Linked DNA regions of Homo sapiens: all the other regions are linked to region 1. A link is a contact called in ENCODE Hi-C or POLR2A ChIA-PET data. All regions are on one chromosome and are shown on one strand. The core of a region is the stretch at or near the end of the contact, and the rest is flanking DNA. Distances in the headings are between cores, read along the strand shown.

What was found. A loop is a pair of places that touch in the nucleus more often than their neighbours do. ChIA-PET counts read pairs that join two places held with the same protein, here RNA polymerase II (POLR2A). Pooled maps may share reads with other maps.
Region 2: a loop to region 1 is called in a map of B cell, with 21 times the contacts of the local background. The contact joins the promoter of ITPKB here to the promoter of COQ8A in region 1. A Hi-C loop is called at or near these places in 11 of 168 maps with a recorded cell type or tissue (A673, B cell, CD4-positive, alpha-beta memory T cell and 6 more), 8 of 37 single-sample maps with no recorded cell type and 23 of 50 pooled maps. POLR2A ChIA-PET finds 5 or more read pairs at or near these places in 12 of 52 experiments (CD4-positive, alpha-beta T cell, CD4-positive, alpha-beta memory T cell, CD8-positive, alpha-beta T cell and 9 more).
Region 3: a map with no recorded cell type shows a loop between it and region 1 (8-fold over the local background). The contact joins the enhancer-like site here to the promoter of COQ8A in region 1. A Hi-C loop is called at or near these places in 1 of 37 single-sample maps with no recorded cell type and 2 of 50 pooled maps. POLR2A ChIA-PET finds 5 or more read pairs at or near these places in 4 of 52 experiments (MCF 10A, OCI-LY7, T-cell and 1 more).
Region 4: a loop to region 1 is called in a map of PC-3, with 2.0 times the contacts of the local background. The contact joins the enhancer-like site here to the promoter of COQ8A in region 1. A Hi-C loop is called at or near these places in 1 of 168 maps with a recorded cell type or tissue (PC-3) and 1 of 50 pooled maps. POLR2A ChIA-PET finds 5 or more read pairs at or near these places in 3 of 52 experiments (CD4-positive, alpha-beta T cell, CD8-positive, alpha-beta memory T cell and PC-3).
Region 5: a loop to region 1 is called in a pooled map, with 8 times the contacts of the local background. The contact joins the enhancer-like site here to the promoter of COQ8A in region 1. A Hi-C loop is called at or near these places in 7 of 50 pooled maps. POLR2A ChIA-PET finds 5 or more read pairs at or near these places in 4 of 52 experiments (CD4-positive, alpha-beta T cell, CD8-positive, alpha-beta T cell, T-cell and 1 more).

Annotation. Positions count from the first base shown.
Region 1 is chr1:226,938,925-226,941,645 of GRCh38, forward strand. It overlaps COQ8A (coenzyme Q8A), which reads left to right and starts at 1,370. Exons shown (of 15, transcript NM_020247.5): 1 at 1,370-1,475. RefSeq lists enhancers at 40-731, 466-515, 706-805 and silencers at 1,076-1,385, 1,436-1,595.
Region 2 is chr1:226,737,965-226,740,685 of GRCh38, forward strand. ITPKB (inositol-trisphosphate 3-kinase B) reads right to left here and starts at 1,318. Exons shown (of 8, transcript NM_002221.4): 1 at 1,077-1,318. RefSeq lists enhancers at 1-451, 1,075-1,324 and a silencer at 615-854.
Region 3 is chr1:226,763,270-226,765,990 of GRCh38, forward strand. No RefSeq gene overlaps it. Among named protein-coding and RNA genes, the nearest start is that of ITPKB, 25 kb to the left of the region's middle. Within about 2 kb of position 1,416, at least 3 of the 41 ENCODE cell types and tissues checked have a DNase peak (open chromatin) inside an H3K27ac peak, as active enhancers do; they include OCI-LY7, where a contact is called at or near this core.
Region 4 is chr1:227,093,043-227,095,763 of GRCh38, forward strand. The region is part of intron 15 of CDC42BPA (CDC42 binding protein kinase alpha); the gene reads right to left. Among named protein-coding and RNA genes, the nearest start is that of COQ8A, 150 kb to the left of the region's middle. Within about 2 kb of position 1,334, at least 3 of the 41 ENCODE cell types and tissues checked have a DNase peak (open chromatin) inside an H3K27ac peak, as active enhancers do; they include PC-3, where a contact is called at or near this core.
Region 5 is chr1:226,797,692-226,800,412 of GRCh38, forward strand. No RefSeq gene overlaps it. Among named protein-coding and RNA genes, the nearest start is that of ITPKB, 60 kb to the left of the region's middle. RefSeq lists an enhancer at 1,617-1,666. Within about 2 kb of position 1,385, at least 11 of the 41 ENCODE cell types and tissues checked have a DNase peak (open chromatin) inside an H3K27ac peak, as active enhancers do; they include CD4-positive, alpha-beta T cell and CD8-positive, alpha-beta T cell, where a contact is called at or near this core.

The DNA.
Region 1 (2,721 bases), core at 120-2,619:
ATATTTAAAGGGGAAAAGCAGGCTGGAGGGGGAAGATGGAAGGTATGTTCACATTATTGAAGCCACATGTTGCGATAAAGGGAGCAGGTAGGGCAACAGTTATGTATTTGGCGCTCAGTAAATCGGCACTTTACACAAGATAAGGTGAACATAGAGTGGAGATACTTCACCTTTAATCTGTAGCTATCTGCTTAGGAACAAAAGGAAAGGCAGTTGCATGACTCAGCTTTCAGTTTAATTTTTTTTCCTTTTGGCAGAGTGAATTTTCGTTTCACAATACCAAAAAAAAAAAAAAAAAAAAAGCGGGGGGAGGCTCAGAATAAGGAACAATCCTTTGGCTTGAGTATTTCATTTCATGAAAAACTAAATTGTTATTTCTTTTTTCCACAAGAACGATTAACAGAGCTGCAGACCAGTGTTTGGGGTCATCTGAGTGGAAATTGTCGAGCCGACTTTGGCTCATACGTTCCTTTTCTCGTTAAGGAGGGAGTGACGGGGCAAATCTGCGTGCTGCTGGTGGCGGTGCCTCCCAGGGCTGCTCGGCGGGGACGCCGAGGGCTGCACCCGAGCTCCATCCCGTGTTGGCTGCGCGCCCTCCAAAACCCCGGCTGTCAGCGACTGCGGGCACCTGCACGCCGACGAGACCGGCGGGCGGACAGCGACTCCGGTGAGGGTACTATCTCTCTACCCTCGGGGCGCGGGTGGCAGAGGCTTCCTGTTTTGAGGATGGCGCCACACAAAACAAGCATCCTTAGCCTGAAGGGCCCCGGCCGAAGGGCCGGAAGTGGAAGTGCGCGGCCTTGCCCGCCGCGTTTCCCCTCCTCGGAGTGCTTTTTGTGGACCCTGGGCAAGGGGCTCTTGCTACATAGAGAGGAGCAAAGAACAGGCATCGCCCGGTCCTTAAAGCGGCGGCACCCTCCACGCCCCGCAGTCGCGTCTGCTTGGTCCACAGCCTCCCCTCCCAGGCCCGCGCAGAGGCCCAGCAAGCACCAGTCTGGAGGCAACAAGCACGCAGGGGTGCCTTTGCGGCCACGCACACTGCATCGCAGTGAAAAAGGCTCCCGTTCTCAAGGCGCATGCGCGCAGGCCAGCAACTCCAAAGCCAGGCCTCCAGCCCCGGTTTGCTAGAGAGAAAGGTAGCCGGGAGGTGGGGAAAAGGAGAACAGGAGGGCCCTGTCCGCTAAGGTAGCCTCCCATTGGCTCCTCTTGCTCCGCTCTCGGTCGCGATTGGCTACGGGCCGGGAGCACGGGCCGAGCACGCTCCCACGCGCAGAGCGGCATTCGGCAGGCGGACGGCGGTGCAGCCAATGGGAGCGGCCCGCGGGGCGGGGCTTGTGAGCTGGGGCTCCCCCGGAGCGGGCGAGTTGGTAAACAGATCCGGAGCGCGTGGCGGGCGTCAGCGCGGTGGCCAGCGCGCAGAGGCGGGCGCGGAGGCGGCTAGAAGGTGACCGCGGATCCCAGCTTCCTGCAGCCAGGTAAGGCTGCCACCCGCCGGCCCGCCGCGTGCCCAGGCGCCGTCTGGCTGCGGCCAGAGCTGGGGTCAACACCCACCTCAGCCCTTCTTGCATTCTCTTCATGTGACAGCGCAGCTTCCCCGCGAGTTTCGCTGGCCGCGAGCCTCAGGTCCGGACGCAGTGGGGGCGCCTCAGTTGCAGGGTGGGTCCTCTGCAGCCGTCTCACGTCCCTGGGTCCACCTCAGCCCCTCGTTCCTGCTTCGGGGAGGAGACGAGGGCCACGTGCAGAGCCTTGGGTCCCTGGAACACGCCCGCTGCTTGCCCGACCGCCTTCCCGCTGCCGAATGCCCGTTGCCCATGCCCTTTGGTCGCCAATACAGCTTTGATGCTTCGCTTTCTAATAATGTTGTTCTTCACTCCCAGACCCCCTTGCACTGTGTGTCTGGGGCTCTAGGCTCGTTGCCGCTGGCTGCAGGTTTGGGTGAGAACTTTGACTTCCTTGGCTGGAGCCAGCTGTTGGGCTTCGCAGGTGGGAATTTTGTGTGAACTTGGGACAGGGGATCCTTTTTGATCCTTTCTTCCTTTCGCTTTTCTTTGGCCTTTCCTCTTCTCCAAACTCTGGGGGGTCTTGTGAGTGGTTTGGGCTTACTCCCCTAAACTCGAACCTTTCCGAGGCTCATTCTCACCCATTGCACAGAGGTAACAGCCCCTCTGCCAAACCCTCTTTGGGCGATGGGGAGTGCTGCAGGGGCAGGTTTGGGTGTTGGGACTCCCCATTTGGGTGAGAGATGTCAGGTTCCTGAAGGGTGAGAGGCTTGTGTGCAGTCTTCCAGCCTGAGTCGGGCCTACAGCCTGTTGAAAAACTTGTGCACGTTCACTTGGGCCTTGGATCTACGTGACAGGATTGAGTAGCTGGTCATGCCAGGCCTACCTGATTGCCAAAGGATTTGAACATTCCTTGATGCCAGCCTGCCAGTTGTCACGCTGTGGATGGGTAGGTCATCCTGGCAGGAGGGCTCTTGGGAGACTCTTCTTTTGGAGGAAGGCCTTTCTCCCGAGGAGAGACAAAAGGGGAGCTACAGGAGCAGCATCTGTAAGACTCAGGCGGCTGGGTGCGGTGGCTCACGCCTGTAATCCCAGCACTTTGGGAGTCCGAGGCGGGTGGATCACCGTAGGTCAGGAGTTCGAGACCAGCCTGGCCAAAATGGTGAAACCCCGTCTCTACCGAAAAAAAAAAAATACGAAAATTAGCCGGATGTGGTGGCGG
Region 2 (2,721 bases), core at 68-2,567, 200 kb before region 1:
CCAAGTCCTTGGCTCCTAAGTATGCTGTGTGCGGGGCGCGGCTGACTCAGCTCTCCCGGGCTGAGGACACCCCAGCCACCGTCTCCGGGTCTCCCCAGCCTGAGCAAACATTGGCTATCCAGGGCAACCCGGCAGCCCTCGCCCTGGGCTTCAGGGTCTCCCTGCTCCACCCTCTCGGGGCATCAGAGACCGACCGGCTCGGAGGGAACCTAAGCGGGACCTGCCTTGCCCGAGCCGCTGCCAGCGCCCGGATCTGGGAGGGCGCCCGCGTGCCCGCCGTTTACCTTCCTGACCCTAGCCTTGGGGCTGTGTCTCTCGGCCTACGAAGGCCTGGGCGGGCAGCGGGGCCGCAGCCGAAGCATTTTTCAGGGCTAGCCTTGTCGCCTATCCCTAGACAAGTGTTTTGTGAGTGTGGGCGCACCGAGGTTCTACACGTTCTCTTTACCGGAACCAGTACTTGCTGCCCCCCTGCCGTCGTCCCCTATGGGGGGGTGTCTGTGAGTGTGTGTGTATACACGCGTGTGTGTATACGCCGCACGCGCGCGGAGCGAGTCCGCTCTCAGCGCGCCCTGTTGCCGAGGACGCGACTGCCCCTGCGGGCTCCCGGACCCGCGCCCACTCGGAGGAACTTAGGGGCGTGCATGGCTGCAGCCGGGCAGCAGCCCTAGGTGCACAGAGCCTCTAGCTCTGCAAACCTCCCAGGAGCCGGCGCTCTAACACCCCAGGGCAGCGCCGCGGAGCGCAGGGCTTCTCCGCATCCCGGGCAGCCTCGCCCGGCGCCAGCAGAGCCGCCCCGAGACCCCAGCCTGGGGACTCCTGGAGCGCGCTGAGGGAGGCGGCGCGGAGTGAGCGGCCCGGAAGGCGGGTAGGAGAAATGCGGAGACCTCGTCTCTCCCTATTTTCTCCCCACCGCCACTCCATGTCACCCTCCAAAATCAAACCCCCTTCCCTGCCTCCCCAGCCCACCCCTTTGCCCTGTTTCGGAACCAGGAACGCCGAGATTCGCTCCAGAGCAGAAAGTGAGGGAAAAGAGGGTTGTTCAGAGGCGAGAGCCATTAAAAGGCCGCCAAACTTACCTGCAGTTTCTCAGATTCTCAGGTCCTGTGTAGACTACATGCCCAGAGGCGCAAACCTCGTAGGGACGAGATGGCTTTAAAAGTAAAAATGCTCAGAAATTATTTTCTCACAAGCTATGGAAGACAAAAAAGAGGAGTGCGAAAGAGGGGGGAAAGCTCTTCGGTTCAGGGGCCCGGCGATCCCGGCAGTGGCGACGCCAAGCCGGCCCTGCACGCCCTTTTCGACCGTGGAGATACTGCCCCTGTCAGTGTCTGCTCCGGGCTACTTCAGTGTTTGTTCAATGCACGATTAAAAAAAAAAAAAAGAAAGAAAGAAAAGTTGTTGGGGGGGGGGGTAGTGGAGGAGGGAGGAGGGAGAAAGGCGGAGGCTTGGGGGAGGAAAGCAGGAAGGAAGTTGTGAGCCTGTCTGGGGTTGAACTCAGCGGAACAAGTTTTTCTTTTCTTCTTTTTTTTTTTTTTCTATTGCTTGGCAAGACGAGGGAGGGAAACACTTAAAAAAAAGTTTCCATTGTTAGCTAACAACAACAAAAAAGGCTTTTAACTTCTGCGGTTTAAAGATATACAATTCATTTTCCACCCCTCAATCGAGGCTTGCTGATGTGTCTAGCTTTATGAAACTATTTTTGAAAAATGTTTTTAATAAAGTTTTGAGTGTATGTCTTAAACAAAGCAAATCATGGGGACCTTTTTAGCATTTAAAAAAGGCTACAATCCTGTATAAACAGTTTGTGTTCTTGTACACAGTTCTGCAAATTCAAAGAAGGTACATTGAGGTCACCTTCCTGCAGAGTTGCAGGTTTTAAGTGCATCACAGTAGTATTTTGGAAGACTGGTTGGTCTATGAGCTGGGGATGGTTTTGCAGTGCAATTGGTAGATATATAAATACACCTTTACATGTCACATTTATTTATAAATGCACACGGCACATGTGACATTCGCATATTTTTGCACTTAATTCTCAGAATTATTTTAAGAAAAAGCATAGTCCTGAAACTAAGAAGGCTTGGGTAACGTCTGAAACCCCTCTTGCTCCTGTAGACCCTTGTAGACTGTCTCCTGTAGACTGGATCATTTTCAAGAAACTTTCTCCCCTACTATCAGCAAAAAAGGGAGAAAGAACATCAGCCAACATTACTGGGCAGGGGATCCTACCCCTTCTAAGCCCTGGCACTGCCAGTGTGTTTTACATAATTCTCTAAATCTTAAACTACAGCATTTAGTGAAAGGAGGGAAAACACAGCTGCACGGCTCAGGAGACTGAAACATCCAAAGCCTGAATTGGTCCTTATATCATGATTAGCTGAAATTCAGATGGAAATTTTGACTTTACTTGTAGCACACAGATCTCTTGCTTGTTTATGTAACAATACTGTTAAGTGAGCAAAGCAACCTGCTGCTCCATCAGGAAGAGGCTCATGCTAAATCTGAAATCAAGAGATCTTCTAGCCAAGAATACCTGAGAATCACACACTGTTGAAAACTTTATAATTTTTAAAAATTAGAAATGGAAGAATTGAACCTAATTACCCTCCTACCCTCAATGGGGCTTTTTTAAAAAAAAGCCCAATCCCAGAACTTTGGGAGGCCAAGGCAGGCAGATCACAAGGTCAGGAGTTCGAGACCAGCCTAACCAACATGGTGAAA
Region 3 (2,721 bases), core at 166-2,665, 180 kb before region 1:
CCAATGTTCTTTCTTTTTTTCTTTTTTTGAGACAGGATCTCACTCTGTCATCTAGGCTGGAGTACAGTGGTGCAATCATGGCTCACTGCAACCTTGAACTCCTAGCTCAAGTGCTCTTCCTGTCTCAGCCTCCTGAATGGCTCAGATTATAGGCATGTATCACCACACCCAGCTAATTTTTTTTTTTTTTTTGAGATGGAGTCCCGCTCTGTCACCTGGCTGGAGTGCAGTGGCATGATCTCGGCTCACTGCAACCTCTGCCTCCTGGGTTCAAGTGATTCTCCTGCCTCAGCCTCCACTGCACTCCAGCCTGGCAAGAGAGCAAGACTCCGTCTCAAAAATAAATAAATAAATTGTAGAGACAAGGTCTCACTCTGTTGCCCAGGCTAGAATCAAACTCCTGGCCTCAGGCGATCCTCCCATCTTGGCCTCCCACAACACTGAATTGCAGGCATGACCCACTGAAGCAAGCTCTTAATTAATTCCTATGACAATGCCTAGGGATTGTGGTGGTCAGTGTGCCCTTAGAGAATGAACTGGGAGATTCAGAACGAAATCATCACCCCAGCCCCCAATAAGTCCAAGGATGTTGGATAGAGGGGTGCAGGTGGGGAACAGGGGTACCAAGGGAGATCATGGAATGTTTCCCCAGCCTGCAATCTCCCCTCCTAACCAAGAAGAGAGCAGACGCCATCTCAAATCTCATGATTTATGTTGATGTCATTGTTTCCAGACCCTGCGTCATCACAGAGGGTAACCTTCCCAGGCTCTTCCTTCGGGCTACTGTCTGACACTCAGCATTTCCTGCTGGTGCTTGTCTGCCCCCATCCCCCTTGGCTCTACTGGTTGAGCTATTCAAATGCCTATGTAGGTTCTGCTGAATTTTCAGAACTTCACATGACTCATCCCATGCATTTCAGTGACTGCAAAGAAAAGTAAACCATTCCCGCTGCTAAAGACAGTTGTCTTTATGCTTACTGAGATTATATAAATCTGCATTTTATTTTTGCAACTTCGCAAAGAAACATTTGATGGGGGAGTAATGAGGGTAAGGGCAGGATGGGGAATAAGGTGAAACAGAAGTTACATTGCGCACAAATGCGACATGCATCTGCAGATCTTTTTTTGATTTATTTCTAAAAACATTTTCTGGGACCTGGAGCCTCATGCAACCAGATTTCTTTGCCTGTGACCCCTCTTCTACTTTAAATATGGATCAGTACCTCACTTCTCTGCCCCATTCTCTTGTCTTCTCTACTCTTCTAATTCCACTGCTTCAGCCTCTACCTTTGCTGATGCCTCCCCAAACTGCCCAGCTCTCTTCTCTCCTGAACATCAGCCTTGTGTTTAAGACAGCCCAATGTTACCAAAGCCAGCAAGTCCAAATTAAACCCAGTATGATTGGCCCCTTTGGTGTTTCGATTCTCAGTGAAGGACCTAACCACAACACCTGTTCATCAAGCTACAAACCCCAGAATCTTCAGTTTATCTTAAGAGTCTGGCTTTCCTTCTTATTCACTGTTCCTCACTCCACCTGAGTTAGCAAGCTCTCTCCATTCTACTCCAACTTCCAATGTGCCTCAAAGTCACCACTTCCTCTCCACTGCTGCCCCACTGCTTAGACCCACACTATCCCTGCTTGAACTACGGTGAAAGCCTCCTCATCAATTTCTTTGCTTCTTCATCCATCCACTCATCTGTCCTTCACATACTTATTGAGCACCTGCAATATGCCAAGTACTGTTTTAGCATCCAGAGACACAGGAACAAAACAAACCAACAAGACCCCTGCCCTCATGAAATTTACATTCTAGTGAGGTAGCCAGATAACATACAATAAATAAAGAACTTCCTACCTAAGATGGCAGTTTGAAATTTTCTCACAGAGTTTGATATGGTTTGGCTCTGTGTCCCCACCCAAATCTTGTGTTGAATTATAATTTCCGGTGTCAGAGGTGGGGCCTGGTGGTGGAGGTGATCGGATCATGAGGGTGGTTTCTAACGGTTTATCACCATCCCCCATGTCCTGTCTCATGATAGAGTTCTCATGAGATCTGGTTGTTTGAAAGCGTGTAGCACCTCCCACTTTGCTCTCCCTCTCTCTCCTGCAGCCATGTGAAGACATACTTGCTTCTCCTTCACCTTCTGCCGTGATTATATGTTTCCTGAAACTTCCCCAACCATCCCTCCTGTACAGCCTGTGGAACTGTGAGTCAATTCAACCTCTTTTCTTTATAAATTACCCAGTCTCAGGTAGTTCTTTATAGCAGTGTGAAAATGGACCAATACAGAGTTTTGGTCTGCCAATACCTCAAAAATAGCCCAAAGAAGTAAAAATAAACAAGGCCGGGTGCAGTGGCTCATGCCTGTAATCCCAACAGTTTGGGAGGCTAAGGCTGGTGAATCACTGGAGGTCAGGAGTTTGTGGCCAGCCTGGCCAACATGGTGAAATCCTGTCTCTACTGAAAATACAAAAATTAGCTGGGCATGGTGGCATGAGCCTGTAATCCCAGCTACCCAGGAGGCTGAGGCAAGAGAATTGCTTGAACCCGGGAGGCAGAGGTTGCAGTGAGCCAAGATCACACCACTGTACTCCAGCGTGGGCTACAGAGCAAGACTCCATCTTAAAAAAAAAAAAAAGAGGTAAAAATAAACAAGAGAAATTCACCAACAGCAATCAAATAAGCAAAGAAGCAATGAACTTTGAAAATTGTTAACCAT
Region 4 (2,721 bases), core at 84-2,583, 150 kb after region 1:
CCTTTTCTTATGAAGCCCAGGATCCAACTGAGAAACATGTGTTGCATTTAGTAGTCATGTCTCTTCAATTTTCCTTGGTCTAGAACAGTTCCTCAGTCTTCCCTATCTCTCACAACAGTTTTATAATGTATAGGTCTCTAATTATGTACAGTGACACTCAACCTGGGGCCATCTGATGTTTATGACTAGTCTCAAAGAATTCATTTTTGGCTGGAATACCACAAGAACAATGTTTCTCAGTGCATCCCATCAGAAGGTGCAAAATGTTGATCTGCACAACACTGACCAAACCTCTTAGGCTAAGGGTGTGGATTCAGAATGAGTGCAGTCCCCAAGACATGAGATGTGAGAAAGAAAAGAAACTTTTTATGAGAAATGCGAGCCCCTTTAAATTAGCAGGGCCAGACAGGCACTGAAATGTGACTGCAGTCACATCTTATTCTCCCAGTTGAGCTAAGTAATCTACCAGCTATGTGGACTCCAGACTGAGTGTCACCAATAGCTATAAATTAACCCAACAATGCCATATTCTGGACACCATAACTCATACCCTATAGTTCAACAATGTACAGCCAATCATTAATCAATGTTATTTCTGCAAACCAGTGAGAACTCCTGACCAAAGACTTTTGTATGTTCCCTCTCCTGATTTTTCTTTAAAAACCTGAGCCTCTTTTTTGTTCTCTGGAGCACTTCTCTGTGTTTCCTGGGCTGCAGTCCTCAACCTTGGCCCAAATAAACTCTATATTAATTTTGTCTCAGTTTCTGTCTTTTGGACAACATATTGGAACCTTCAGGCAGCAAAAGACAGTGCTGAGAACTCTGAACTCTCGTATTGCTTCAAACCTCTGCAGGTAGAAGCAATCTCATCCCCTTCCTCAAAGCAGCTATAACCTGAGGCAACCAACCTGTTTTTGCATAAATCATTTATTAACTTCACCTGAAATAGTTACATCAAAAAGGGAGGCCAACTATCTTTAACACCTACCCAATCACTTGTCATTGTCTTCAGGCCTATGATGACAGTTAAGATCACAGCAGAGACTAGATATAAAAGCAATGAAGGTGTTAAAGCATTTTGGCAATTTATATTGGAAGGAGTATGGGCAGCATACAGAAATGAATTCTAAGAGCTGAGAAAGAAAATAAACTTTTTTTATCTGAGGAATGTGAGACCATTTAAATTATCAGGCCCAGAGAGGTATTTAAAATGTGAGAGCAGTCACATCTCACTCCCACCTTGAGCTAAATAATCACCTCTTGAGGCCACTTGCTATGTGGGCTCTAAACTGATGCCAAGTAGCCATAAAATGCCATACACTGGAGACCATGACTCACACGCTATAGTTCAACAATGAATAGCCAGTCACTAATCAATGTTATTTTGTAAACCAGTGAAAATGCCTGTCAAACAACTTTGTATCAGCCCAGCCCTTGCCTCCTTTTGCTTTTAAAACCCTACTTGTAACAAAGACCTAATGGAGCACTCCTCAAGGTAACCTGGAAGTGTGTTCCTGGCAGCTGTCCTCACTTTGGCTCAAACAAACTCTTTAAACATATCCTGTGCCTCAGCTTCTTCCTTCAGGTCAGAAGGGTGTTACCCCAAGGTGGGTAAATAAAAAATTAAATACAGCCAAATTTATCAAATGCACATACTCATCTAGGATTTGTGGTTTAATGTGTTGACTCAATATTCAGGTGTAGTTTTTCACTGCTAGGCTGAGTAATTGAAGCCTGGACTTTGGACCCAATAGTGGCCTACAGTCAATTAGCTCGAGATATTTGACTTACTGAGCATAAAGGGTCTACTGGCTCAAAGAGATGAGAATGTCAGAGTGGACCTATTATGTGCAACCTGGTCAGCCACCCACAAAGCACTCCTTTCACCAAGGCATTAATAAATACACCAGTGAGAGGGCACATTAGCATCCTGGAGAAACACTATGGTAGGTGTCTTCAGATGACAGTCTGCAAATGACAGCAGAAAATGCCAGAATGGAACTGCATTGCCTGATTTTATTGAAAATAACAGTATTCCAGATTGGCTATTGCACCATCTGCTTTACTTATAGCCTGATGCTTCCAAATCCTCATCCTTTCCCTTAAAATTAAAAGTCACACTCATTTACTTTTAATGAGTTCAATGAACGTATACTTAATAACATCTATTTGTGTTTCATTTGGAAATCTGAGGAAAACATCTGTGATGTGTAGACTTCCTATGCTCACCTTATTTGATTATGTATATACTAGAAAGCATGGTGAAAGGAGAGGTTAGGGAAAGAGGATATATGAACCACAAAATGATTCCTTGTTCTCAACCCTAGATTGTATTAAAAGTTCAATTAAATTTCCAACAGTTCTATCAATACTTTCAGCCATTCCTTCTTACATCTACATATATACACATTATTATTATAATATTACAAAGCTTATTTAAAATGATAGTTCTGTGGATCATGATGACTTATTTACCCTTAGAAGTAAACACAGTTTTAATAAGACTTAAAAAATCTTCTAAGGAAAAAAGGGGAATAAGTTCTTTGGTTTTTTTTTTTTTTTTTTTGAGACAAGAGTCTCACTCTGTATCCCAGGCTGGAGTGCAGTGGTGCGATCTCAGCTCACTGCAATCTCCGCCTTTCAGGTTCAAGCAATTCTCTAGCCTCAGCCTCTGGAGTAGCTGGGATTACAGGCACATGCCACTGTGTCTGGCTAATTTTT
Region 5 (2,721 bases), core at 135-2,634, 140 kb before region 1:
AATGGGTCCTGTCTCTCCTGATCTTCACAAGGAGGAGGTAATGGGTCCTGTCTCTCCTGATCTTCACAAGGAGGAGGTAATGGGTCCTGTCTCTCTTGATCTTCACAAGGAGGAGGTAATGGGTCCTGTCTCTCCTGATCTTCACAAGGAGGTAATGGGACCTGTCTCTCCTGATCTTCACAAGGAGGAGGTAATGGGTCCTGTCTCTCCTGATCTTCACGAGGAGGTAATGGGTCCTGTCTCTCCTGATCTTCACAAGGAGGAGGTAATGGGTCCTGTCTCTCCTGATCTTCACAAGGAGGAGGTAATGGGTCCTGTCTCTCCTGATCTTCACAAGGAGGAGGTAATGGGTCCTGTCTCTCCTGATCTTCACAAGGAGGAGGTAATGGGTCCTGTCTCTCCTGATCTTCACAAGGAGGAGGTAATGGGTCCTGTCTCTCTTGATCTTCACAAGGAGGAGGTAATGGGTCCTGTCTCTCCTGATCTTCACAAGGAGGTAATGGGACCTGTCTCTCCTGATCTTCACAAGGAGGAGGTAATGGGTCCTGTCTCTCCTGATCTTCACGAGGAGGTAATGGGTCCTGTCTCTCCTGATCTTCACAAGGAGGAGGTAATGGGTCCTGTCTCTCCTGATCTTCACAAGGAGGAGGTAATGGGTCCTGTCTCTCCTGATCTTCACAAGGAGGAGGTAATGGGTCCTGTCTCTCCTGATCTTCACAAGTGAACCGAGTTTACCACAGGAACTGTGAGCAGTTGGGGCCTACTGCTCTGGGGAGAGCGCCTCTCACCAGTGTGGCCCTTATCTGTTTGCAAGAGCCGCCTCCTTCCTGGGCCCCAGCCACCTGTGGTTGACTGAAGCTCTCAAATGAAGTTTGACCCAACCACACAACACCCAACCTGAACACCACAATAGGTCTTGGATTTTCCAGGGCAGTCCTGATTTTGAATCTTTATCTCACTGTCTAAAAATGGTATGTTCCAGTTCAGGGCCCAAAAACCTGATCAGCTGCACACTGGGAGTCCTAGGTGAGAGGTTAAAGTGGAGACCTTGCCTTGTTTCTCACTGGCACCCCAGGCTCCCGCCTCTGAACTGTGCCACATGGGAGCACCTCTCCTGCTGCTCCTCCGTTTCCTGAGCCTGGCGCCTGCCCTCCCACTGTCCCAGGACTCATCTGACCGTCATGCCAATGGCGGGCTCACTGGGGTCTCGGGGAGATCAGGCCTTCACTGTCTAATTCATCAGGGACTAGCAGTGGGATGTGGGTTGGGGATGTTTTGGGGTGGACGGGTCTTTTGATGGGTGGCACTCAGGTCATGTCAGAACAGGGGCTGAAGGCAGGTAGAGGCAGGAGAAGCCCCGCTTCCCTCGGCATCCTGCGTGGGTGAACAGAAACAGGAAGCAGAGGAGTGTGACGGGGTTGGAGACACCAGAGCACAGTGTGATGTGATGGCTGCTCTGCGGCTCGTCAATACTGAATCTTCCAAGGGGGCCATTTCCTCATCTATACAAAGGGCCCGTAACTGGACAGGATGTGTGCTGAGTGGCTGCCCAGCTGCGGCTCCTCTCCGAGAACACCAGCCCCTGGCAGTTTCCTGAACGCAGTGACCCCGCTGCGTACCTGTGACCCCACCCCTGACCAGGCCTGGGAGCCTCTTCTGTCTGAGGCAGCCCTGTGGGAGCTGGCAGGAGGAGAGACACATGGAGGGGACTTCTGCGGCTGAGGGACAGCCAGGAGAAGGGCAGTGGGGAAACTTGTGAGTAAGCAGAAGCCACGAGGCAGGGCGAAGGCGCGTGAAGACAGAGCCGCAGGGGCACAAGGAGCAGCTGCAGACGCTGCAGGGTCCCTGGGAAACTGAGTCACGCCTTGGGCACAGTCACTCCGTGGGGCACAGCGTGGGCACTGCTTCTGAAGGCACACCTGCTGCTGTGGGATCCTGAACAACACTCCAGTTCTCCTGAAGATCTGATTGTCTTGATGCCAAACTGATTTCCAGTGTTGCTTTACTTCTAGTTTATCCCTACAATTGTGCTCCCCGGCCTGTGGGGACCAGCATTGATCTCTGTCCCTTGCAACCTGAGACAGTCAACAACTGGTCTCAGTGGTTCATCTGAACCCACTTTACAGAGGAGAAAATAGAGTCATAGAGGTCTGTGTCCAAGGTTGTGGCTGGTAAGTGCTGGAGCCAGGATTGATTCCAGCTTCTTTCCCACTATACCCAGGTATTATTGCTGAAAAAAAGGGAAACCTAGAATGTTATGCCTACAGGGTAGGCGTGAGCTCCCGCCATGGCCGGAGTTCCAGCTGTGTCCTGGTTCTCATCACCCAGACACGCTTTGAACCTGAAGGTGGAAAGTGGAAAAATGCCAAACTGGTTTGAGAAGAAAGGGGGAGAACGTCAAGTGGAAAATATTCTGTTCTCTGCCTCATCATTAGAAGAAAGGAAAGGGGTGTGTGTCTCATTTTTCTTAACAAAAGCAACACAGGAAGAAAACTGTTTATTAAACCAGGCATAGTGGCTCAGGCCTACAAACCCAGCACTTTCGGAGGCCGACGCGGGTGGATCGCTTGAGCCCAGGAGTTCGGGACAAGCCTGAGCAACATGGTGAAACTCTGTCTCTACAAAAAAACTAAAAAATTAGCTGGGCAGGATGCTGTGTGTCTGTGGTCCCAGCTACCCAAGAGGCTGAGGTGGGAGGATTATTTTGAGCCCAGGAGGTTG